Linked DNA regions of Mus musculus: all the other regions are linked to region 3. Evidence: chromatin loops called from intact Hi-C (ENCODE). Cell type or tissue: left cerebral cortex. All regions are shown on one strand.

Region 1 (5,000 bases), 170 kb before region 3:
TTTACATATTTTGGATATTAGCCCTCTGTCAGATGTGGAGTTGATGAAGATCTTTTTCCATTCTGTGAGCTGCTGCTTTGTCCTATTGATAGTGTTCTTTGCCTTACAGAAACTTTTGGGTGTTATGAGGTCTCATTTATTTACTGCTGATTATAGTACCTCCACTGTAAGTGGTCTGTTCAGGAAGTTGTCTCCTATGCCAATGTGTTCAAGGCTATTCCCCTCTTTCTCTTCTATCAAATTCAGTGGTTTTACAATGAGGACCATGATTTTTTTTCTCAAGGTATGTAAAGAATTGTGCTGGATGGAGCCTGACATAATTGTCATCACAGAGGCTTCATCAAGCAACTGATGGGAGCAGATGCAGAGACCTATAGCCAAATATTAGGCAGAGTTAAAAAGAATCATGCCAAAGAGAGGAAGAAGGATTTTGGGAGCCAGTGGGGTCAAAAATACCACAAGAAAACCCACAGGATCAATTAACCTGGGTTTATGGGGCTCACAGAGACTGAACTGACAGCCAGGGAGCCTACATGAGTCTGACTAGGCGCTCTGCATATATGTTATGATTGTGTAGCCTGGTGTTCTTGTGGGACATTTAACAGTAGGAGCAGGGGCTGTCTTTGACGTTTTGAATGCTTTTAGGACCCTTTTTCTCCTTCTGGGCTGCCTGCTCTAGCTTAATATGAGAGGAGTTAACAACCTTTTTACAACTTGATATGCATGTTTGGTTGATATCCCTGGGAGGCCTGTTCTTTTCTGAAGGGAAGCAGAGGAAGGGTGAATCTGGGGGAAAGGAAGGTGGGGTAGGGACTAGGAGGAAAGAAGAGAGGAAAGACATGGTCAGGATGCAATAAATAAAAATATTTTTTTAAAGACACACACAGAAAATTAAGCTATCCTAGAGAAACTTCTTGAAACTTGCTAAAATGAAATTCTACCTAGAAGCCGCATGTGTCCGATAAAGAACGTCAGTGTTGATTTGAACAACATGGGGACAGTGGCTCCTGACTCGCCAGAGCTGGGCTCTGCCTGAGAGGCAGCTCCTTTGCCCTCTTCCCCATTCACCTTCTTCTCACTGACTCCCTTCTCCACCTCCTCTGACTTGCGGGCTCCACCTTACTCTCACCTCCTCTTAATACTTATGTAAATATGTTGATTATGCAGATATTTATGCAGAGAACTCCTGACTCTTCTATTATTTTTGGTCTAAGATGTTCAGAAATGTTCTTCTCCAACCTTCCAGGGCAGGAAAGTCAGACCTACGTCTGCTTAGAGCTTGAAGTCCATTCCTACCCTGAACGATATGAATTCATCATGCTCATCTCTGCCACCTGAGTTTACCCCTGAAAAATACTTTCTAGTGCTGGGATAGAGGACTATTGTCCCATGCAAGAGAAAGACGTGGCATTAGTTCCTGATGGCTGCTATGACAAAGCAGTGTGATATAAAACTGTATTCTCCGTCAGTTCTGGTAGTCAATAATGAAAGTTTTGTTTAATTAGGCTAAAGTCAAAGGCTAGCAGTACTCTCTGACTCTAGGGAGAACAATTGTTTTCAGCTTCTAGCATCCATGTACGTATGTCTTGACTTGTGGCTTCTTCTTTCATCTTCACTTTGTGTCAAACTGCTTCCAACATCTTGTTGCCTTCTCTTCCATCTTCTCATCTCCCTCTGCTCTCTCTTCTAAAGAAATTCCTGGTTGTATTTAGGGCCTCTGCATCTCCCATGTTTAACTAAATTACACCTTTAAAGCCCTCTGCCATGCGAGGTAACAGGTTCTGGGGATTTGTGAACAGTTCTGTGTCTACCACAGAGAAACTGGCTACCGGGCAGCTTTTGTTTGTTACTCTCATTCTTAGAATTAAATCACCAACTATTGTTTTTAATTGTGGGGGTGAGGGAGGCACTGAATCCTTATCCTGGAGCCTGATATGGATGCTGGGCACTGCCTTAGTCAGGGTTTTACTGCTGTGAACAGACACCATGACCAAGGCAACTCTTATAAGGACAACATTTAATTGGGGCTGGCTTACAGGTTCAAAGATTTAGTCCATTATCATCAAGGTGGGAGCATGGCAGCATCCAGGCAGGCATGGTGCAGGAGGAGCTGAGAGTTCTACATCTTCATCTGAAGGCTGCTAGTGGACAACTTGCTTCCAGGCAGCTAGGATGATAGTCTTAAAATCCTCTCCTACAGTGACATACCTACTTCAACAAGGCCATACCTCCTAATAGTGCCACTCCCTGGGCTGAGCATATACAAACTATCACAGAAACCAAACTCAAATCCTCTGGGCGGGGGGAGTATCTAAGACAGGCTGTTAACCTCTGAGCCCAGATTATGAGCTATCTTTGATTATGTTGCAACACAGTGGTTTGGGCACAAAGCTGTTACTTGGACACTGCCTTCCATTAGCTGCGCTGCTCTCTGCTGCCCCCTGCCTGTTGGCGAGCTTTGCCTGCATGGCTTAGTTCTTACAGATCATTGAATTGAACGTGGAGGATAAGGGTTGGGGTAAGAGGGTAACAGAAATATCCTCCTGCTTTTGCCAAGCCTGTATCTGGGAAGGGCTGAGGGCTCCCTGGCAGCCCTCATCAGTGTCTAACAGCATACATAAATCAAACAGGACCTGGGCCACAGCGCTCCTGGGGAGTGAAATGGAACAGAGAATGGTGGTTCTTGTTTAGGTTGATCCCAAAATATATGGGAATAAAGGCTTTAGGGTGATGTATTTCTCTTTAATGCTGTCACATCTGTCATCCTGATGGTTTAACCTCTGGGTTTGGGTTTGGATTTTTTTTTTCTTTCAGACCCACATTATTTCTGCAAACTTGACACCAGATGCTGCCAGGGAGACAGAGCTGAAGCGATAAAAATCTATTTAACAGATTTAGTGAGGCAAATACAAACTAATTAACAATTTTAGAATTGGGATTAAACACTAATTCTTTTAAACCATAAAAACTGAGATGAACAAAAGGAAAAGAATGTTCTCCCTCTGAATAACTCAAAGGAGCCATCTGTTTGTCATTGAGAAAATGGTCCGATTGATGGATTTTGAACAAATTCTGACATCCTTTCTTTCTGGGCTTGAATGCATTATGGACAGTTATCCGGGAAAGAAAGCACATAACTTCCTGCCTAATGTGTGGATCTGGGCTTCCCTGAAGCTCCAGAAGTCATCTATTTATGTACTGACTCAGAAAGGAGAAGGCAAAGGATAGAATGATGTGTGGATTCTGCTTGGAGAGCACACTGCAGATGTAGGGAAGGAAAGGTGGCCTGGTGTCTCTCTGACCTCACCTTGCTGTCTGTCACCATTGCTATGAAAGATAAAAAAAAAAAACTGAACCTGCCACCCTCCTGTCTCAGTTTGTTGAGGCACTGCCTGGTTTTGGAATGCAAGTTCTAGAGTAATCACATGCTGTGACTTGAATCTTAAATGTGCGCCCTCCAAAAAAAGCCATGTGCTAATGGCATGGCTTGGTCATCAATCTGTAGTACTAGTGGGAGGTGATGGAACCTATAAGAGGAGATGACCTCTCTAGAGTCCACTCTTTTTTTTTTTTTAGATATTTACTTTATTTACATTTCAAATGTTGTTCCCTTTCCTGGTTTCCCCTCCAAAAATCCTCTATCCATCCCCACCTCCACCCCCACCCCCCCCACCCCCGCTCACCAACCCACCCACTCCCCCTTCCTGGCCCTGGCATTCTCCTATATTGGGGCATAGAACCTTCACAGGACCAAGGTCCTCTCCTCCCATTGATGACCAACTAGGCCATCCTCTGCTACATATGCAGCTAGAGCCATGAGTCCTACCATGTGTACTCTTTGGTTGGTGGTTTAATCCCAGGGAGCTCTGGTTGTACTGGTTAGTTCATATTGTTGTTCCTCCTATGGGACTGCAAATCCCTTCAGCTCCTTGGGTACTTTCTCTAGCTCCTTCATTGGGGACCCTGTGCTCCATCCAATGGATGGCTGTGAGCATCCACTTCTGTATTTGTGAGGCACTGGCAGAGCCTCTAGAGTCCACTCTTAACTGATCTTAGGACTTGGTCCTTCCCCATCTCTTTGCTTCCTGCCCATCAAGTTATGAGCAGCTCTGCTAGTTACAGCCCCAGCCATGCTGTTCTGGTGTTCTGTCTGAGTTATAGGCTCAATGTGAAAGGACCAACAACCAAGAACTCTCAAACCAGAACCAAAGTAAGTCTTCACTGGACATGGGGACAACTGTGCTGGGGTGAGGGAGTGTCCCCACACATGTGTGCACGTACAAGGCAGAAGTCGACTCCAAATATCATTCCTCAAGCACTGGCCACTTTTCTTTTAACATGAATGTGCCTGTGTCTGTAGCAAATGCCATATGTGTGTGGATGCTCATGGAGGCCAAAATAAAGTACAGGAGCCAGAGTTACAGGTAGGTGTGAACTGCCTGGTGTTGGTGCTAGGAACTAAATGTAGGTCATCTGCAAAAGCATTAAGCATGGTCTAACCAGTGAGCCCTCTCTCAAGCCCCCACTTTTCCTTCTTTTTAGATAGGGTCTCTCAGTAGCCTGGAACTTGCCCAGTAGATTATGCTTGTCAACCCAGGGGTCTGTTGGTTTCCATCCCTTTTCTGGGATTCCAAGCACATGTGCCACCATAGCTGGCTTTTTTAGCTCCTAGGAATATTATAAGCCATTTGACTTGGTGGTTTTGCTATGCCTTATAACAGGTATATTCATAGCATGCCAACTAAATTACCATTTGTTGAACATCAAGCATGTGTCAGACAGAATGATCCCATCAAGAGATTATGAAGTAGATATTATTATGGTCTGTATTTTGCAGATAACAATATCTTTGAGAAATGTAATAATTTGTCTGAGGTCATGGAGCTACTAAATGACAAGACAGAGTTAAGCCCCTGGGCTGTTTAATTGCACAGCTGATTTCTAATTCTGTACACACCCTGCTATTACTATATATATGCTCACATTTGTTCATTTACATC
Region 2 (5,000 bases), 75 kb before region 3:
AAGCATGACAGTAGGACCAGCTCCCATCTGTGGTAGCAACGTGGCTGCTGGCTCACATCCCAGGGACCAAAAGCAGAACAAAGAGACAACTGTGGAAATTCATCTGGCTTTCTCCTTTTCCCATTTTAATCCAGTACCGGCCCCTCCAGCCTGTGGAATGGGTCCCCACCATGGTACATCGTCCCTGCCTCCTCTGCTAATCCTCTCTGAAAACACCCTCACAGACATGCCCAAAGATGTGTCTCCTACATGATTATAAATCCAGCCAAACTGACAATTAGGAGTGACTGTCACAATGCCTGAACTCCATCTGTGGGAATGGCTCGAGCATTCTTTCTCAGGGGCTCTTTGGTCGCCAGGAAAATTGTGAAAGAGAAATAAACATTTGGGAAGAAAGCTGTAATCCCATTCTACACGTCATATGCTGGTGTCTTTCAGTTTCTGCATGCTCAGCTGAGGTCCAGCTGTGCAGATAGACCACATGGTTTTACATCTGTTTTAAGAAAGTAACTTTGTGGTCCTGCAAGATGTATGTATGTATGTATGTATGTATGTATGTATGTATGAAAAAAAAATACCTAAATAAAGTAGTGTATAGTCCATTCAGTCTTTCCTTCACAGTGGCTTCTGGGAAAAAATGTTGTCTTTTCTATCTAATTTTGAGATGTTCTGAAAACTTCTCTCTCAGTTCCCCACAAAACAGTCTGGATGATCCTTGAAGACACAAGTCATAAAACTGTATGGTTGCCTTTAGCTGAGGCAGTCAGACTCAATGAGAAAGGGCAGGGGAGGGGAAATGGTTATAGAGCTAGATGACTGGATGCAGTCTTGGTTTTACAAAATAAATAGGTTCTAGAGATGGCGCAGGAGCTGATTCCACAGCACTGTAACATACTTGAGGTCACTGCACTGGATACCTAAATGTGGCTAAAGCAAGAAATGGTGGATTTCACCACGTGACGAACAAACACATTGGGAATTTATGAACCACCTCTGGGAAGCAGCAGATACAGAGATGCTGTGAGTGGCATTCTGGAGATAGTGCATCCTGAAAACCAGATAGAGATGGCCTGTCTCCGGTTCCCAACACTTCATTCACAGACACGGCTGAGTAACTGTGAAGAATTCGGAGAAACAGATGGGAGTGGAGGTGGAGAAGATAAACTAGGGAGAAGTACCCCTCCCAGGAATGGCACACGTTTCCAAAACATTTATAAAACAGACCTAACCCACTGTCAGGACAAGCCTGGGGAATGAAGGTCAAGGGTCATACTCCGGGGCTACAAAGAAGGCCTTGCCCAAGGGAGGCCGAGAGCTGAGAAAGAAGCTTTCAGAGGTGAACTGCCTTGCCCCAAATGCCACAGTTACTAAGGAGCAGGGTGGGGACTTGAGATCTCACTCTCTCAACTCCTGGCGCTCACTTCCTAGCCAAGGATGACTTAAAACAGAATGAACCTGAAAAAGCCAAAAATAATTCTGTATTGCATTAAAGAAAGAACAAGTCCCTGTTGTATATGGGCATACAAATACGTATAATTTGAGGGTGTATTTTAAACCTGACAGCATCCTCCACCCCACCCCCACCCCTGAAGAGAAAAGAGGGTAAGAGCAAAATGTGGGGTGAGAAGCCATCTGACTCACCGGTGAGGTGGGGGGAAGAAGCTGTAAGCAAACACGATGAGTTTATTTCCAGCCCACATCTCCCTCCGCCAGCCCTGGCAGCCAGCCCACCCGTGTGTTGCCGGGGCCTCCATTGGAGACGTGGCCAGAGTCCTATTTTAGGAGGACAGAAGTAACCTAAATCATGTGGCTGCTAAGCTGGAATTTAAAGAACACACACCAAGAGAGGTAGGGGGAGGGAGGGAGAGAGGAAGAGAGAAATGGAGACAGAAACAGAAAGAGACAGACACAGAGAAAGAGACAGAAAGACAGAGAGGGAGGATAGAGGAGGAGAAGAGAGAGGGAGGGAGGGAGGGAGGGAGGGAGGGAGGGAGGGAGGGAGGGAGAAAAGATATATGATACTGGACACCACAATGTGCTAGCAGTTGGCCATCTGACGTGTTCCAATCTTGTCTAACCCAGGGAAGCCTTAATATAGTCCCTTTGTCCTGTCCGTTACGGGAACAGCCAGCAAAACTGCCTGCAAGAGAAAGCACATGGTCTCAGAGGTGAGCCAGGGACAGCCTCTGAGGTGCCAAGGATTTTTCTGAGCAAACATTGATGGACAGGTCTGTGTGTGCTGGAGAAACCCGTTCCCCTGGCTCCTTGCGGAATTCAGCCCCAGGGGAAGTGAGCTAATGACTGGGGTGGTTCACCTTCAGCCCAGATGCATCATAAAACCAACTTGTAAAGCCTGGTTCTGAATACTTTTGCTCACCCAGATGGAGTTCTGTGGGGCTCTGTGGCTTTCATATTGGAGGGTCCAGGGGCAGTTCTTCCTTTCTCTGGCCTAAAACCAGGGCCGGTGTCCTGAGCCTGTCAGCTAACCCAGGCTGTGGTCAAATCTGCTGACAGCAGCCACGGTCTGCCTGCAGTGTGTGCCCCACATCTGGGACTTGTGATTCACCAGCCAGTCTCTTCCCCCAAACCTAGTTTTTCATTCAGGCCTGAGCACGCAGGACTCACAGAGCCTGGGCTCCAGTGCCTAGACTTGTCTCTCTACCTAAGCACCCAATAGGGTTTATCCTTATCTCTAAACAGCCTTCCCCTCCCCTTGGGCTCAGCCTGATTCACCAGGGGAATTTCTGTCTTGATTTCTCATTCTGAGCCCAAGCTAGGGTGAGAGATTTCTGAATGGTCTTCTGTATACTGTTGGTGTCTGTGAGGACCCTTAAATTCAGGGGAACCTTTACCCCCACTCCCTACCCCGAACCCTTATTTCCACTGCTCTCCTCCCTCAGCTTGCCCAGGAGGACCCCAAGCAGCACCTGTTCTAGCCAATTCCTGGATTCCCTGTTTCTGCTCTCACCTCCTGGGCTCTTAATCCCTTGTCACAGCTGCTTCTGGCCCTTTGGTGACTCTTAAACTTCTCTTTTTAAACGACTGTCTTATCACGTGTTTCTGGCTCGATCTGTTTTGGACACAACAGTTTCCCTGTGGGCTGCGGTGAGGATTCTGTAAGTCAGCCAGCCTCTGGGTAGCTTGTAGATAGCTTCCAGTGTCCCTGAGTGTCTCACCGGGCCTTTTGGTTCTCACAATAGGGTTTTCCCTGGCCCTGCCTCCAAGGTAGCTTTAATCTCTAGAGCCCCTCCCTCACCTGAGGCAGCTACATTTTAGGCTCATCTCTTGACTTGCTGAGACCATTTTTCAAAAAACAAAAACAAAACAAAACAAAATTTGGCAATGCTTTTTATCAACAGGAAAGGAAGGGTCATCCCATATTTATTTCAATTTTTTTGGTTGCTAATATTTATTAGATTATTCACCCATCAACAGGAGTTGGACATTATCAAAATTCGTCTCAATTTCTGCTCATCTCAAAGATTCCTAGCCAAGCATCTATAACTGGTCAAAAAATAAGCCAAGTTATAATAGATTGGAGAATCCTCTCCATAAGCCAGTGTATAATATTAATATACATGGAGTACCCAGGGGACCAGAAGGTGCCTAAAGGTGCCTCTGACATGAACACACACCTGTCATAGTATGTCATAACATAGGCAGGACTCTGCATGCCTCCTTTGACTTAATGCTAAATCATAAACAGTTGCCATGTCACTACATAGAATAGTCTTTGGGGTGTGTGTGTGTGTGTGTGTGTGTGTGTGTGTGTGTGTGCAGATATGTGTGTGTGTGTTCATATTTTATATGCTTGTCTTTGTGTGTGCGAGTATGTGTGTGTCCAGGTGTATGTGGACGTTCATGGACAACCTCAGGTAGGTAACATCCTTGGGAGCTTCTTATCTTGGTTTAGTGTCATTCTTTAGAGACAGAGTCTCTTCTCTTAGGGCTCACCAATCAGGCCAGCAAACTCCAGAGCTCTCCCTGTCCCTACCTCCCACTACTGGATGCATACTACTGTATCTGGCTTTTTTGTGTAGATTCTGGGCATTGAACTTAGGTCCTCATGCCTGTCTGAGCCATCTCCCCAGCACCAGCTCAGTGACTGCAGAGTAGCCCTTTTAGCAGGGCTTCCCAACCTTCCTAATGCTGTGACCCTTTAATACAGTTCCTCATGTTGTGATGACCCCAACCATAAGATTATTTTCATTGCTGCTTCATAACTGTAATTTTGCTGCTGTGATGTATTGTAATGTAAATATCTGATATGTGGGATGTATGATATGTGACCCCTGTGAAAGATTTGAGAACCACTGCTTTTAGTGAAATTGCCATAACTGACCTGACTAGTGGATATTGGTGTTTTTCTACCATCATGTAGGAGTCTCTAGTACGCATCTTAGCACCTGGGACTTATTTAAGAGTATTTCTTAGGCCAGTTCTCAGCAGCAGGTTTAGTCAGCCAAGGAAAGAAACTAAAGCTTTCCAAACCTGTTGTTGCTTCCATTGCTTCATGCTTCCCTGAGATGAGGTTAGAAAAGTCTATCTGGGAAGTCTGAGCAGGAAGAAGAAACAAACATAGACAATTGTGTGAGGCATCCCACGTGGAATCTCTGTTACACCGCCAATCCAGCTTGCCCGGATTTGTTGATGCGCTTACTCTTAAGACTGTTTATGAAGAAATTCACCGCACATTATTTTAGAAACTTTGCTTACACGGTCTCATGGGTCCTCACAGCCACGCCCTGAGAAAGATGCTTTCCACCTCATTTCATAAAGGAGGGTGCAGGAGCTTAAAGAGGTGAAGCCTAGATCCCAGAAAAGCAGGAACACGTGCAAGCCTGTTCTTTCAGCTCTGCCACTAGGTGTTTCGTCCCTCGTCGTCTCTCCTCCTGCACATGTGCACAACGGAGTCTTCAACTTCTCCTGATAGGTGGAGGGAACGTTGAAGAGGTAACCTAGGAGGAAGGTACACACAGCTTCAAGACTTTGCTAAAGAA
Region 3 (5,000 bases):
GTGAAAAACTAAAATATCACAGTATATATTTCTACTAGTTATAAAGCCATACAAGTTATATATACAAAGCAAAATCTCTTATATTGAAAAAAATTGCCCCTCTCCTAAAAAATGCTTTTCTTTTTTACACTTAACCCCCAAATAAAAATGGTTTTTACAGTTTTTAGTTTAAGTGAAAGTTTATTTAATAGCATTAATTCTAAGGCAAAGACCTAAGTTTACTAGAATTATAAACCTTCAAAGCCACACTTTTCAGCAGACTTAAATACTAAGGAAAGTACAATTGTCTGCTGAAAATTCTATTTAAGAACTAGGGCTTTCAACACCAAGACATGCCAAATTACGTTTGGGTCTTTGAAAACCCAGCTCTTGGGAATGAATTCCAAGCCATGACTGTTGAAAACACACGTGCTTTAGTTTAGTAACCCATCTTATTGAAAAAAAAAAATGCATGCTTAACAGAGATGGGACATTTCTCGTTTACATACCTTCATTTTTGGAAAGCTAAAATGTTGCATACTGTGGCATACATACATAACCCATCTTTTAAAATACCACCTGGAAGTATAGTTTGAAATGCTTCATTTTCCTATATAGCCCTTAAATAAAATGAAAGCACTGCGCTGCCCGTCTTTAATGTTTGTTAAAAATGAAGGAAAAACTTTAAAAAATGACTTTGCAATTTCCAAATGCCCGCGCTCTGCAAACACTTCTCAAGCCAGCCTAGTATACTGTCTGGGTCAAGCTCGGTGACAGCAGGCCGAGCATTTGAGTTAAAGCTGCCTCTAGCCTGGGATACAAAGCCCTTCCTTTGATCCTTTTCTCGTTACTCTGCAGATGGAGGACCAACAAACAGAACGCATTCCTATCGATGGGCACACGTCCCTCTCTTCAGCAAAGCTCCCAGACGCTAAACCGAGGCCAGGCCGCAAGGCCACGCCGAGCCCTCAGGACGCCAGGCCCGGGCGGGTCAGGGAGGAGAGGCGAGGAAAAGGTTCTTCTATGCAAGCATGAGGCTGGGACTCCGGAACAAAGCGCCGGCCCAGGAAGACCAGGCGGCCCGGCGGCGCACACTCACTGGGCTCCCGGCGCTACGCAAGAGTCCCGCAGCGCGCCGGCCCGCCGCCCTTACGCCACTGGCTTGGCCCCAGAGCCTTCGCGAATATGGCTTTGCGCACTGCGGCGAGGCTGCGCCGCAACCGAGCTTGCCCGCTGGCTCCTCCCCGCCGCCCTGCGCGGATTGGTAGCGGACGGAAGCCCGGCTGCTGATTGGATAGCGAAGGAGCCACTCGGGGAGGCTCTAGTGGGTCGGCCGCCTCAGAGTGATAAGTTGGGCTTCAGACACGCCTCAGCGCCAGCAGCGAGCCGGAGCTCTATGGAGGTGGCGGCGGGTACCAGGTGGCGGCTGCAGCAGCTACTCCTCTGAGCTGAGACTTTCAAGCCGGCCGCGTCTCCTTCCTCCCCCTTCCCTCCCCCTTTTTTGTTTTCCGTTCCCCTTCCCCCTCCCTTCCCCGTCCCCGACGACCGGATCCAGAGGAGGCAGCTGCGGTGGCAGCTGCTGAGTTCTCGGTGAAGGTGAGTGGAGTCGCCGCCGAGCGGAGCCCTCTAAGATGGCCGCCGCCCCTGGCCGCTTCTTGTCGAGTGGAACAAAATGGCGGCCGCAGGCGGAGCCGGGCGGGGCGGCCTTTCCTCTGCCTTTGGGCTACTTAGAAATCTATGGCCTCCGCGCTCCTTCCTGTGTCGACCGAAGAGCTAGGCTGACGTGCGGTCGAGTGGCGGGCGCAGCCGGGATCCTGACGTGGGATCCGGGAACAGCGTGCGAGCGTGGCAGGCCTCGCGCCTCGGCGGGAGGGACGCGGCCCGCGGCAGGGCCCGGCCGTTGGCGCGGGACCAGCGAGGCGGACGAGTCCGGAGCCCGGCCTCCCGGCGGGGAGGAGGTGTGTGGCCCTACTGCGGGATGTCCCACTCGGGCGACGCCAAGAGCGAGTCTCGGTCCCTTTGTGGGCCTTGGCAGCCGAGGCGCTGTCAGCCGGGGGATTTATGGTGGAGGCGGCGGGTGGGCAGGAGGCCGCCTTCCTGCGGGAGAACAAAGGGCCGGCCCGGAGGGGGCGCCTCCCGCCCAGGCCTGGGCCCTCGCTAGACGCCGCTCGGAAGCTGAGCCAGCCTGGGCCTGGGGGAGGAACTCGCTGCTCTTTTGTTCGCGCGGAGTGGGGCGGAGGTGCCTGCTGCCATGTTGTGTTGTGGCCCCGGCCTTCCGGCGGCTTTCCACACGCGCCCTGTGTAAAAGGAAGGGCTTATAAAGACGAGCGGAGGAAAAGCTGCCCAACACCGGGTAGTGAGGCTCTGGCCGGCCTGTCACCACCCCGGCCACCCATTTTAGTACCGCAGACATATCCCTTGTAGCACCGCCGGTCTTGATAGCATTTCTGTTTAATTTTAAAGGCCCCATAATACGGCTGCTTCCTAGGCAGCATCCAGATTTTTTTTCATTTTATTTTTCTCACAAAAGCTGTTCTTTGCATCCTTGAATACTAAGAGAATCCACGGGGCTAAACAGGTTTTATTGTGTATTTGTGGGTTTTGACTTCGTTCTATTTTAGTCTTCTGAGGGCTGCAATGCAGTGAAAGTTCAACCAGCTGCAGTGCTGGGAGCGGAAATAAATTATATTTGAAAGTTTATAGCTCAGTATGGCAGTACCTAATTTTGGTGTTTTCTCTCTTTCCAGGCTTTTCATTTCTACCATCCCCTCCCCTCCCCACCCCATCCATTAATATTATTCTTTTGAAGATTCTTCGTTGTCAAGCCGCCAAAGTGGAGAGTGCGATTGCAGAAGGGGGTGCTTCTCGTTTCAGGTATGGTTTTGGGAGTGGGTAGTAGATACATTGGAGGGGGTGTTCAGAAAGGGCCAGTCATAAAAGCCTGGCAGTGGTGGCGCACGGCTTTAATCCCAGCACTTGGGAGGCAGAGGCAGGCGGATTTCTGATTTCAAGGCCAGTCTGGTCTAGAGAGTGAGTTCCAGGACAGGCAGGGCTACACAAAGAAACCCTGACTCAAAAAACAAAGTCGTTACCAATTCCCACTAATGTGCTGTGGTTCTAGAATAAAGAGTAAATGGATTACAGGGGTGGGGTGGGGGATTATTTTGTCTGAATGTATGTCTGCATACATTTCTGTGTACAGTGTCAGAAGAGGGCATCAGATCCTCTGAGACTGGAGTTGTGAGCTGCCATGTGGATGTTAGGAACTGAACTGCTTTGAATATCTGAGCCATCTCTAGCCTCCAGTTCACTTTCTTTTAGGCCAAAGTTCACTTTGTTACGCAGTTTCTAAAATATAAATAGGTTCCCTTCCAAGTGAGGCATAATTGGTATAGTAAAAATTTTCTTTTGAATAGTGCTTCTTCGGGCGGAGGAGGAAGTAGGGGTGCACCTCAGCACTATCCCAAGACTGCTGGCAACAGGTATGGTAAAACTTGTAAAGACAGTTAACTTAAAACTGTCGATTTGATTAAAGACTTCCATGCTAACAGGGTAATTCTTGGGAAGTCATCAGTAATCTTGATGTGGATTCATAATTCCAAACTGCTTTTCATCCTCTTGGTTTATGTTTGCTGGTATTTCAAAATTACGATCCCTACTATAGGGTATTTGTGAAGTGGTCTGTGTGGAATTTGCTTGTTAAGCATTTTAGTATTAAGTCTCAAGGTTTGGTGCCTGGGCCAGCAGTTTTGGCATTGCCTGGGAATATATATATTCAGAAGTGGAAATTTTTGGGTACTACCCCAAACCTACTAGAACAGAAATTGGGAATGGGCCTTCGAGTCTGTTTTAAGATACCATCTGGACAATTCTGATGCTGTTTGAAAAAATTTTTAGGATTGTTTTGTTGTGGGGGGGGAAGTAAAGCCTTTGGTTTGGTGGCTCCTTTTCCCCTCTGTTTAGCGGTTTTAGGGTTTTATGGTATTTGTTGTGAGTGGATGCTGTGTTCAAGTTTTTTCATAATTGTAAGCCACTTCATCAATGTTTTATTAAACTAGCGAGTTCCTGGGGAAAACCCCAGGGCAAAACGCTCAGAAATGGATTCCTGCACGAAGCACTAGACGAGATGACAACTCCGCAGCAAACAACTCCGCAAATGAAAAAGAACGACATGATGCAATCTTCAGGAAAGTAAGAGGGTAAGTGCCAAAGTCTGTTCTGAGGGAAGTGGTGGTGAACTATATTCTAGTATGTGAATTGAAAAATTCAGGCATGATTTTGGCAAGATTCACTAGGCATCCATTACATTGTAGTGGATTCAAATATCAACAATATTTTAAAGAATCTTAAACAGAAGTATAGCCTACTGGTATTTGACAGCAAGGTTTATTTGTTTACAACCTACAAGTTGGAAGTGATGGCATTTCCATTGTTGGTTTAGTGTGTAACTCAGTGACATGGGTAATATAACCATCTTAACTCATGGTCACTTCCATATAATGAAAACCTACTGCTCTTGAGTATTTAGAGAAGTTTCTTGTGAAACAGCGGGAAAGCCCAAATACAATTCAGATGTTGTAACTGAGAAGTGATTCCAGCATCTCTGGATGAAAACTGAACACTTCTATAATACCATGCACAAGATTTGCATAAGCTCAAGCCAGACAAAAGCCCTACTCCTAGCCAAGAAGCTACTAGCAAATACATGCTGCTGGGAGAGGGATCCCCCCCCCCCCCCACCGGAGAGTATCAGTTGATATGTCAGCCACACTCCAAGGCAAGTCTTAAGTTCAGGAATAAATTAGAGAACATGGGGGGATTGGGTCAAAAAATAATGATTTTAAAATACATGATGGAAATCTCAAGTTGGGGAGGGGGAGGAACATTTTCTTGTTTAGGACCCTAGTAAAGGAAAAGTCAAATTTTAAATGCTCTTTTTTTAGTTCAAGAAAAATATTAAGTCACATTTTGTGTTTTCCCCCTAGCATACTAAATAAGCTTACTCCTGAAAAGTTTGACAA
Region 4 (5,000 bases), 91 kb before region 3:
CAGACAAGCCTGTTTACTGATCACTCAGTATGTGCCAGGGACATAGCTGGACATTTTATAGGCGTTATCTGATTTCATTCCCTTGATAGTCAAATAAAGTAGACTTTATGACAGCCATTTTATATATATATGAGGAAACAGAAGCTCAAAGATCAAGTGACTGGGTTGAGATCACAAAAATAGTCAGAGGCTGAGCAAAATGACCCATCTGTGTCTGACTCCAGTGTCCAAGCCTGCAGCCTCTGCGCTCTGGAAGCCTGCAGCTCACGGCCATTCATTTCCGAGCTATAGCACTATGCACTGAGATTATCAGGCACACAGGATTGCAGACAGCTGGAACTGGTGCTAGCCTAGCAGCACGCATCCATCTGAGCATTCTTCCAGCAGACGCTGGCACCTGTGTGAGCCAGAACTGGAGCAGGTGCTGGGGACCAAAATAAGCAGTCTGAAGGTCCTGCCCTTGGCATGAGAATTGTACATGCGTGCATGAGCTTGTGTGTGTGTCTGTGTATGTGCATGTATGTATATGCAATGTATGTGTGTGCATTATGTGTAAGTATGCATGCATAGCTCTCTCTCCCTCTTTTTCTCTCTTTCTGTGTGTGTGTGTGTGTGTGTGTGTTTGTGTGTGTAAAGAGAAACCAGAGGTCAATTTCAGATGTCACTCCTCAGATGTCATACACTCTTTTTGTTTGTTTGTTTTAAGATTATTTACTTACGTGTGTGTGTGTCTGTGTGTGTGTGTGTCTGTCTGTGTGTGTGTGTGTGTGTCTGTGAACATGCATTTGGATGCCCCCAGGAAGCCAGAGAGGGCATCAGATTCTTTGGACCTGCAGTTACAAGTGGATGAGAACCACTTGGTGTGGGGGCAGGGAACAGAACTTGGGTCTAGAAGAGCAGGAAAGACGATTAACTGCTAAGCCATCTCTCTAGCACCCACTCTGTTTTTTGAGACAGAGGCTTTTACTGACCTGGAGCTCACCGAATGAGTTGGTTAACAAGCCCTAGCTCCTGCCCCTTTTCACTTTCCTAGCCCTGGGATTACAAGTGCCCCCCACCCCCAAATCTGGCCTTTCACACAGGTGCTGGGGATCGAACTCAGGCCCTCACCCTTGCACAGCAGGCACGTCACTGACTGAGCTATCTCTTCAACCCTAGCAAGAAGATCTCAAAGACATGCCAGAGCTTACTCTGGGTGTTTCTCAGCATGGGATCTGTGAAAGTTCACTCTTACAGAGGCCATCTTCGTGAGGGTTAGACTGAGCTAGCTCCTGGGACCTGGATTGTGCAAAGTCCAGAGCACAAGGCCAAGAGGTGCCACTGTGGTTCCCCTGCTAGACACTTAGCCCAGGGGAACTTTAAACAGTGGGGACAGTGCTCTGAAATCTGTCCTTTCCACCCGCTTGGACCTGCTGCTGGACATGCCTTCACGTGACCCACCAGAGGCAATATTTCTGAAGCCTTCCTTCACAATTCAAGTGGAAGTGTTTCATGCTTCTTTAATTCCTGGTTTTACCTGATAGAGGAAGTCTGGAAAGGCCTGAATGCAACTGCTAAGTGAACTAAATACCCGATAACAATTCCAAAGTCATTCCTGGGGTTTTGGTTTTTTCTCCTTAGAAAGCCAGTGGGGCTTCACAATTAGAACTGGCCCTGTGCTCCAGTCTCACGGCCTTCATGTCAGCATGCACACTTCAACTGACTGTTTAGTCAGCCTCCTATATCTGTGACTTAGGCATCTGTGGCATAAACCATGAGTCCTTGTTCCACAACCACAACATGGCAGAAGGACAAAGGGACCGAGGCATGTTCTTCAAGCTCCTATAGAGAGCCACTAAACCCATTCGTGAGGGCTCTGCCTCCTGATCCAATCACTTTCTAAAGGCCCCGATCCATAACACTGCCTATGCTTCCTGCAACAGTGGGAACACAGCCCAGGCCCAGTTATCTGTCACAATTCCTCTGCACCCAGCAATCTCATTTGCTTGCACTTTAAGGGTTCTCATTAAGGAGAAAGAGAGCCTTCCCGTTGGGACTGTTCATCCCTAGGGAAGCACCTGCAGGTGCTACCATTCAGAGACTCAGCCAAAACAAGCCTCAGGCAAATGACTTAAGTGTTTACCCACTGAAACCAAGTAGGCCATGCCAGCCCAGGAATACTAAATCCTGCAACTTCCAAAACAACCCAGTGGCGATGGCAATTGGAAAAAAAAAAACCTGCAGCTCACCCCGGATGCTTCCCGAGAGACTAAAGGTACCAAAGACTATTCCCAAAACTGGGCCCCAGTTCATGTCCTAAAGAATCCAGCTCATAACATCAGAAAAAGAATTTAGGGACCTGGAAGTATAGATCAATTGAGTGAGGGCTTGACTAGTACACCCAGAGCCCTGGGTTCGATCCCCAGTAGCACATACTTGGTGGTACATATCTGTGATCCTGGAAGCTGGGAAATCAGAAGATCAAGGGCATCCTCAATTACATAGCAAATCCCCCACCAATCTGAGAAACATAAGTCCTTGTCTGAAGCAAGAATCTAGGTTAACCTAGCCTCCATTAGGCATGCTCAGAGTTTGTCTTCTAGGTCATTTAGATCCCATCAAGTTGGCATTCGAGATTAATCATCACACCAATCAAGCCCCGCCTCTTTCAGAAAGTCTGCCCTAGTTTTCACTCTGAGTCTTTTCCCAGCCTCAGTAAGGGACCCACCCCCAACCATGGTCATCCATGACTAATGGCCTGATATGACTCTAAAACAAACCAGCAATAACCATCAAGGGAAATGGGTCTTTTTGCCTCTTAGATGAAGAAATAAGTAGAAAATCAGACTGCCCAATGCCTTTTTAAGATCAGCTCAGTTGTCTTCCTGGAGACCTTTCCCAGGAAACCGCTAGATGCTCAATGTTCCGTAGAGAAGGGTTAGCATGCTAGACTTTTCTGCCAGCTCTCCAGCTGCTATTTTAAAGCTCAAATACCATAGACTGGCCTTGCAAGGGTGGAAAAACCACTGCTGAGTGCACGCTGAAGAACTAACTAGCCGCACGGGTCCACGCTGATATCTGTTGCAGTGGTGCCTTCCCAGGACAGCCTGTCTTCACAAGGCTATCGAGAGACAGGAAAGCAGTGGCATGTCCCTCAGAGGACTATCGGGTGGTCATAGTAATAATTTCAAAAATAAAAATAAAAAAATAAAAAGGCAGATACTTGAGCAACAGCTCAATAGTTACAAACACTGGCTGCTCTTGCTAAAGAACCCAACCCGGTTCCCAGAACCCACATGGATGTCTACAGCTGCCTGTTACTCCAGTTCCAGGGAATTCACCCTCCTTTTCTGGGCTCCACAAGCACTGGGCATGCATACTGTGCACATACATATATTCAAGGTGTTATATATATAAAACTATGGCATATATACAGCATAGTTTTAATTTTAATGGTTTATATATTGTACATAAACTCTTAAAAAATAAAACTATGGCAAACTATGCACAATACCTTGTTAGATTATTTCTGGGGGTATGTAGTATGGAAATTGTTTTCCCAGTTTTACACAAGCTTATTTCCTAAATATGAGAGAGGGAAAAGTTCTCACTCTCGGAGCAGTGACTGGCAAATATTTCTCTTACAAAGAGCACTCCTCTCTCTGTCTTGTAGAAGGCTGTGAGTTAAGCTTTTATAAAAACAAAAACAGACTATAAACTATCCTAAGGGGAGGGTGACACCAAAGGACCATTTGTTCTGAGCATTGGCTGTCCTGGCTATGCAACACTAACTGACTCTTCTTCTGGCTCTTCTCCCTGGCTACCCCCCTGTGGAACCACCTGACTCTATTCTCCAGAAGCTCATATGCCAAAGAAAATGCAGTGTCTACATATATGGAGGTGGAATATTATTCAGTCTTTAAAAAGAAAACCCTGGGGCAAGAGATATGGTTCGTGGTTAGGAGCCCTTGTTCCTCTTCAAAGGACTTGAGTTCAGTTCCCAGCACCCATGTCAGGCAGTTCATAACCACCTGTAACTCTAGCTCCAGGGCATCCAGTGGACCTCACAGGCACTCACACACACGTGGCACATACTCACAGTGATATTCATACATACACATAAATAAAAATAAAATATTTTTTAAACTTCAAAATCACTTCTTTAAAAAAAAAAGTTTAATTATGTATGTATATGAGTACACTGTAGCTATCTTCAGACACACCAGAAGAGGGTATCGGATAGCATTACAGATGGTTGTGAGCCACCCTGTGGTTGCTGGGACTTGAACTCAGGACCTCTGGAAAAGTAGTCAGTGCTCTTAACCTCTGAGTCATCTCTCCAACCCAAATAAAAGATTTTTTAAGGAAGAAAAATCCTATTGTTTGTAACAATATGGATAAACCAGAAAGGCGTTATTAGAGGAAAAAGTCAGAGGAAGAAAGACAAACACCATATAATCTTCCTTATATATAAAGTCATAAACGCAGAGAATAGAATGATAAAACCCACAATGAGTATGAGATGGTTAAGGACACAAGATTTCAGTTTTGCAAGACAGTGGTCTAATGTGCAACATGGTGACTATAACTAACAAGAGTATATTGTTTCTTACATACTGTCAAAATGTACATGTGCAGGTGGCCAGAGGCACACATGAGCGAGCACACAAGGCAACTGTATCAGACAGGAAGTATTTTAGCTGACTTGATTGTAACAATTGCTTCACAACAGATAGGTGGGGGGAGAGGGGAGATGTCAGATAGATCTCAAATCGCACCAGTGGAAGCCTCTCATGATGATGGTTGCCTGAGTCCTAGCACTTGAGAGGATGAAGAGTTTTCTGTTACTTACAACCAAAGAATTCTACATGAGACATTCTTAAGTTAAATTACCCATTTCTGAGTCTTGTAAGGATGGCCAGGCATACCTTTTAGAAATTATAAATGTCTTTCAGAAGCTGAAATCTTTACATTACATTTACATGAAATCATTACAGTAATTAAGGAAAGCCATGACAGAG
Region 5 (5,000 bases), 53 kb after region 3:
AAAAAAAACTCCTCAAAGTAGATGGAATACAGCAGGGTATGGAAGTGAGGGAGCTTAGGAGGGTGAATATGACCCAACACACAATATATGCATATAGAGAAATCCATTAATAGGTACAATGTGCACTAACAATTATATATTTTTTAAGATGATTATCTGGAAGGCTGAGCAGGAAGACTAAAGGTCAAGGACAGCTGGGAAACTTAGTGAGACTCTGCCTCATAATAAAAGGTAAAAGCAAGGCTGGGGATACACCTTAGAAGATGAGTGTTCCAGTATTTTCAAGGACCTAGATTCAATCCATAGCATAATTGAGCAGAATATGTGCCCAATTCTAAACCTACTTTTCTGACCATCAAGGTAACATTAGGAACTTTTTTTTTTTTTTGTTTTTCTAGACAGGGTTTCTCTGTATAGCTCTGGCTGTCCTGGAACTCACTTTGTAGACCAGGCTAGCCTCGAACTCAGAAATCAGCCTGCCTCTGCCTCCCGAGTGCTGGGATTAAAGGCGTGTGCCACCACGCCCGGCTGGAACTTCTTATGTATCTTTCTATGAAAGCCACTTGTAGCATACAAGTTTAGGAATAGTGAGTATAGTTTATCTTACAATTGCTCATAAAAAGGAAACATAATGCCAGGGAGTAGAGTGTCTAAAATTATAGGTTCCCACACTGAATTTGCTGAGAATTTCTAGTAGCATTCATATTATGAAGGCAGGAACAAATATGACAAAAAACGTGATACCGAGATAAATTTCACTGCAAAAGGGCCTTCTTCTGCATTAGCTTGGAGCCTAATCACCTTCCAGAATGTTTTAGAAGAAAAGCTATGGAAAGTAATGTTTATTCTATCTATACATAAGCTAAGTTTCATTGAATTACCACGAAGTAATTAAAACCTCAATATAGAGAACTATTTACCTTAAATGAATCTCTCACCTTTATCAACAGACATTAATTTACCAGTAGAGTTGTAGTTGGGAAACTGACCTTACTGTTCCATAAATGAGAATATAACCATTGTTCGTGAGTACGTGCCATCACAGTCCTGGAAGTAGACCAGGTTGACCTCAAACTCAGAGATCGACCTGCCTCTGCTGCTACTAATTTTCATACAGATGATTTAATCATGCACAACAGATTTAATCCTGTGGGCTATTACTGTACTTGAGAACCAAAATCCTATGTTTTTTTAGTCAACAGAAAAATCTGCTCTAGGAATACTGACCGCCAAGGCAATCCATATGTGCAGTTGTGTGTGCTCCTGCTTCAGAATGCTGATGACTTCGTCTCCCTCCGGTAACTGATCGAAGTCAAGTTCAATGACCTAAAACACAGAATAAACGTTTCGTTTCCTTTTTAAATTCACAATTTCTCTCTTCTGCGTGTTTTGAATACTCATCAATGCCCATACACAAAGGGTATGTACTCACTTTCAATGGAGTGAACTAATTAATACATGTTCCTATTTAGGAAACACATGGCAAACAGGTTGTAGTCTGGTTTGGTCAAAGCATAGAAAAGCAGGCAAATCCTGTTGGTCGTTCTTCACATCGCTAAAACTATAAAATTCTCAACGACTTGCTTACTCAAAACCAAAATGAAACCTTGTACAACCCATAGGCCAACGAAACACTGATGCCATAGGTCTGAGAGCTTGAGAAACTCTATCCCAGAGGACAGGCAAAGTTGAATACCAACGGTCACTTAAATCACGGAGGCAGTATCGTGGGTCACATACATGCCTAAAATGTGGGCACCAACAATTAGAAGAAAAATATTCTGGAATGTACCCAAGACCACCATATTTTAGAAATGAATTCTACCTCGATCGAAAATAAAAGTGTGTAAAATCTAGTCTGACTGAGGCAACGCTGGAGCTTTATTCGGACAAACCACACGCCATGGATGAAAGTGGGTCGTTGCCATCAGCACACAGGAGCGGCTAAATCTCGGGCCCCTTATCTCGCCCAGAGAGCTGTGTTAATAGTGTGCCTTGACAGACTTTTCTTCCATGGCATTAAGAGCCGTCTCTCAGATACCCAGGGAGATTTAAAAAAATAAACAAATCCCAAGTTGGAGCAGCAGGTAGCCCCTGGGGCACTGACTCCCCTCTGTAAGAGGTGAGGTTTACTCGGCGCTCACACCCCTGCGCCTCGGAAGACAGCCGACTGTCAACAAGGAGCAGGCTGCAGGCGAACTTTCCCGAAGTCCTTGCGGCCAGAAAGGTGACCAGCTGAGTGGTGCCTGGGCCGAGAAGCTCGGCTGCGGCTCTCCCCTCCAAAAACCAAGCGGAGCAAAATCGGCGCTGGGATCGTCCAAGTTCATAGCCCTCCCCCGCTGCACACTCGGCACCCACCTCGTCAGTATCCCGGAGGGGAATCTCGATGGAGCCCCGCGACATGGTGAGCTCTGAAAGCAGGCGCTTCTCACCCCGCCGCTCGGCAGATCGCAGTCCCGGCTTCCAGCCTTACAGAGGTTACCACACCTCACACCCAGCGGAGCTGCCGGAGACCAGCTTCTCCTCTGCTGTCCGCCGCTGAAACAACGAGCTTCAGACCGCGACCGGCCACTTCCGGAGGCCCCGCCCCCTGTCCCGGAAGCACTACCAGTAGGGCGTGTCCCACGCGAGCTCCGCCCGCCTGGCGGCTCTGATGCGTCCTTCTTTGGAAAGACTGATAGTCCTGAGGTTGTTGTTGTGTCAGCCGTAGGTGACCGAGCGCCTTCGGGAACGCGGCATCTGCCGCTAAGGTGTCCAAACTGAGCTCCTCACAGACCCGCGCCGGAGCGGGGAGTGGTGGTGGTGAGGCGAAACCACGCCTCTATGGGCGGGGCCTCTGGTGACGAATTCTATGGGCGGTGCCTTGCCTCTTCGGCCACTTAAGCTTCTTGGGGGATAATTCAATCTTTTATCAGCTTTACAGTCGTTTTGTGTTGTCCCAGCCAGTTTGTGCAAGTCACACTGGTGATGTCGTTGTGACTAGTTTAAATAGACATAATCAGTGAATTCTGAAGTTATGGTAATAATGCACGGATTATTATTTTTATTTGTTGCGTTACATATTTGTATATGGATACATGCGAGCGATGGTGTGGCAAATGGAGGGCAGGGGACATCTTGTGGGAATCAGTTTTCTCCTACTCTGAAGGTCGTAGGGCTCGAACTCAGATAGACAGCGTTGGAGCCAGGCAACTTTTTGCAGACCCTGTTTATTTCTTGAGATATTCTGTATCCCAGGTTGACTTGAAACTCCCGACCTCAGCCTTCTGACTGCTGCAGTTATTGGCATATGCTTGGGCACCTGGCTTATATATATTTCTTAATGTACTTATATTTCTTTAGGAGCACAATGAAAAGGAACTGCTAGGTTTGATTTAAATAAAATCAAAAGAATTCTATTAAACCTAAATAATGAAATTATAGAATTCAAAAACATTTTAGCTCATGATTTCATTATAGAAGAGTATTAAATAGTTTCTTGTGCTTGGAATAAACAAGGGAAGGATCTTAATAAATAAGCGAATAGGCCGGGCAGTGGTGGCATGTACCTTTAATCCCAGCACTTGGGAGGCAGAGGCAGGCTGATTTCTGAGTTTGAGGCCAGTCTGGTCTACAGAGAAACCCTGTCTCGAACCCCCCCCCCCAAATGGGGAATAAAAAGGGTTAGTTTAACTGGGTGTGGTGGCACATGTCTTTAATCTCAACTCTTAGGAGGGAGGAGCAGGAGGAGAGCGCTGAATTTAGGCCATTCTACTCTATACATGGAGTTCCAGGCTAATCTGGGGTTACAGAATAGAGAGATCCTGTCTCAAAACAGAGCCCCCCTCCATCCCTGCTAGCCAGTGTTTTTTAAGATATTCACTGCTCTTTCTCCCAATTTCTTCTGCTGAGCCAAAGCTACTATTATCTCTTTGCCATCTTTTCTTGATTCTTCATCTTCTCTGGCTTCAAGCTCCAACCTAGTTTCAGCTATATTTCACTCGTAGGTATTTATGAAAAATGCCAGTTCATTTATAGTTTTCCTCTTAACTCTCTTAAAACTCTTGAGAAGAAACTAAATTAAATTTATTTATTTATTAAAGATTTATTTATTTATTATATGTAAGTATACTGTAGCTGTCTTCAGACACACCGGAAGAGGACATCAGATATTACAGATGGTTGTGAGCCACCATGTGGTTGCTGGATTTTGAATTCAGTCAGTGCTCTTAAACCGCTGACCATCTCTCCAGCCCCTGAATTCAATTTATGTTGTGACTTAATGGTTGTGTAACTATTTTTACATGTTTGAATAAGTGCTTGCCAAATAAATAAAGTGCTATCTACATATGTAATCTTAAAAAATTTTTTTAGAGAAGGTCTTACTATGTAGCCTGTAACTTACTATGTAGATTAGGTTGGTCTTGAACTCACAGAGATCTGTCTGTCTCTGCCTGTGCAGTGCTGGGTGAGCCACCTATGCCCATCATAATTTAAAGAATGTTAGCAACCACATTAAAATATAAAAGCCAGATTAAATTAATTTTAGTAATATATTTTATCATTTTTCCTATTAGGTCTTGGAAATCCAGCATGTATTTTATATATATATAATTTAGTTGATGAATTTTATTTGGGTCAATATTTAGATTTTCTAATATCTACAATTGGAAGAGGAGTCACATACCTCAGTTTTCCATAATTTCAATTAATTACAATTAAAGTCAATCCTCCACTTGGATAAGCCATATTTCAAATGTCCTCACATGCATTTAATGGATATTGTTTTAGGAAGTACACTGACTTCTGCTTAAATCGTGACAAAGCTTATAACGAATCACACACACACACACAGAGACACACACACACACTTTGTGGTAGGCAGTGGTGATTATTTTACATGACCCAAAGCTTCCCTGGTATGAAAGTCCCTGTCAGACATTTGGTCTCTTGTTTACTGGTAACCAAAGATATCTTGATAATATAGAACTCGATGTTTGGTTAATAGGGGAACTTGATTT

Evidence for each region. Peaks named below come from ENCODE experiments on the same cell type or tissue, not always from the same donor. Only the 100,000 strongest peaks of a DNase experiment are listed, where the experiment ranks them.
Region 1: it touches region 3 in a loop (2.2-fold over the local background); 3 of 42 quality-filtered maps call a loop at or near these places.
Region 2: it touches region 3 in a loop (7-fold over the local background); 10 of 42 quality-filtered maps call a loop at or near these places.
Region 4: it touches region 3 in a loop (2.1-fold over the local background); 2 of 42 quality-filtered maps call a loop at or near these places.
Region 5: it touches region 3 in a loop (2.6-fold over the local background); 3 of 42 quality-filtered maps call a loop at or near these places.

Annotation. Positions count from the first base shown.
Region 1 is chr7:111,247,281-111,252,280 of GRCm38, reverse strand. No RefSeq gene overlaps it. Among named protein-coding and RNA genes, the nearest start is that of Gm33145, 36 kb to the left of the region's middle. In left cerebral cortex, a CTCF peak has its summit at 2,442; a DNase peak (open chromatin) is centred at 2,437.
Region 2 is chr7:111,154,237-111,159,236 of GRCm38, reverse strand. No RefSeq gene overlaps it. Among named protein-coding and RNA genes, the nearest start is that of 1700012D14Rik, 34 kb to the right of the region's middle. In left cerebral cortex, a CTCF peak has its summit at 4,853; DNase peaks (open chromatin) are centred at 2,123, 2,590, 3,079, 4,899 and 3 more places; H3K27ac peaks cover 1,567 bases.
Region 3 is chr7:111,079,360-111,084,359 of GRCm38, reverse strand. Eif4g2 (eukaryotic translation initiation factor 4, gamma 2) reads left to right here and starts at 1,330. Exons shown (of 22, transcript NM_013507.3): 1 at 1,330-1,575; 2 at 2,727-2,853; 3 at 3,396-3,461; 4 at 4,038-4,178; 5 at 4,965-5,000. The coding sequence starts at 2,813. In left cerebral cortex, a CTCF peak has its summit at 2,096 (motif pointing right); DNase peaks (open chromatin) are centred at 1,241, 1,677, 1,941, 2,119 and 1 more place; H3K4me3 peaks cover 3,135 bases; H3K27ac peaks cover 2,634 bases.
Region 4 is chr7:111,169,920-111,174,919 of GRCm38, reverse strand. No RefSeq gene overlaps it. Among named protein-coding and RNA genes, the nearest start is that of Gm33098, 38 kb to the left of the region's middle. In left cerebral cortex, no CTCF peak of the experiment used is centred here; DNase peaks (open chromatin) are centred at 304 and 1,976.
Region 5 is chr7:111,026,540-111,031,539 of GRCm38, reverse strand. It overlaps Ctr9 (CTR9 homolog, Paf1/RNA polymerase II complex component), which reads right to left and starts at 2,589. Exons shown (of 25, transcript NM_009431.2): 1 at 2,359-2,589; 2 at 1,228-1,326. The coding sequence starts at 2,403. In left cerebral cortex, a CTCF peak has its summit at 2,638; a DNase peak (open chromatin) is centred at 2,677; H3K4me3 peaks cover 1,858 bases; H3K27ac peaks cover 1,104 bases.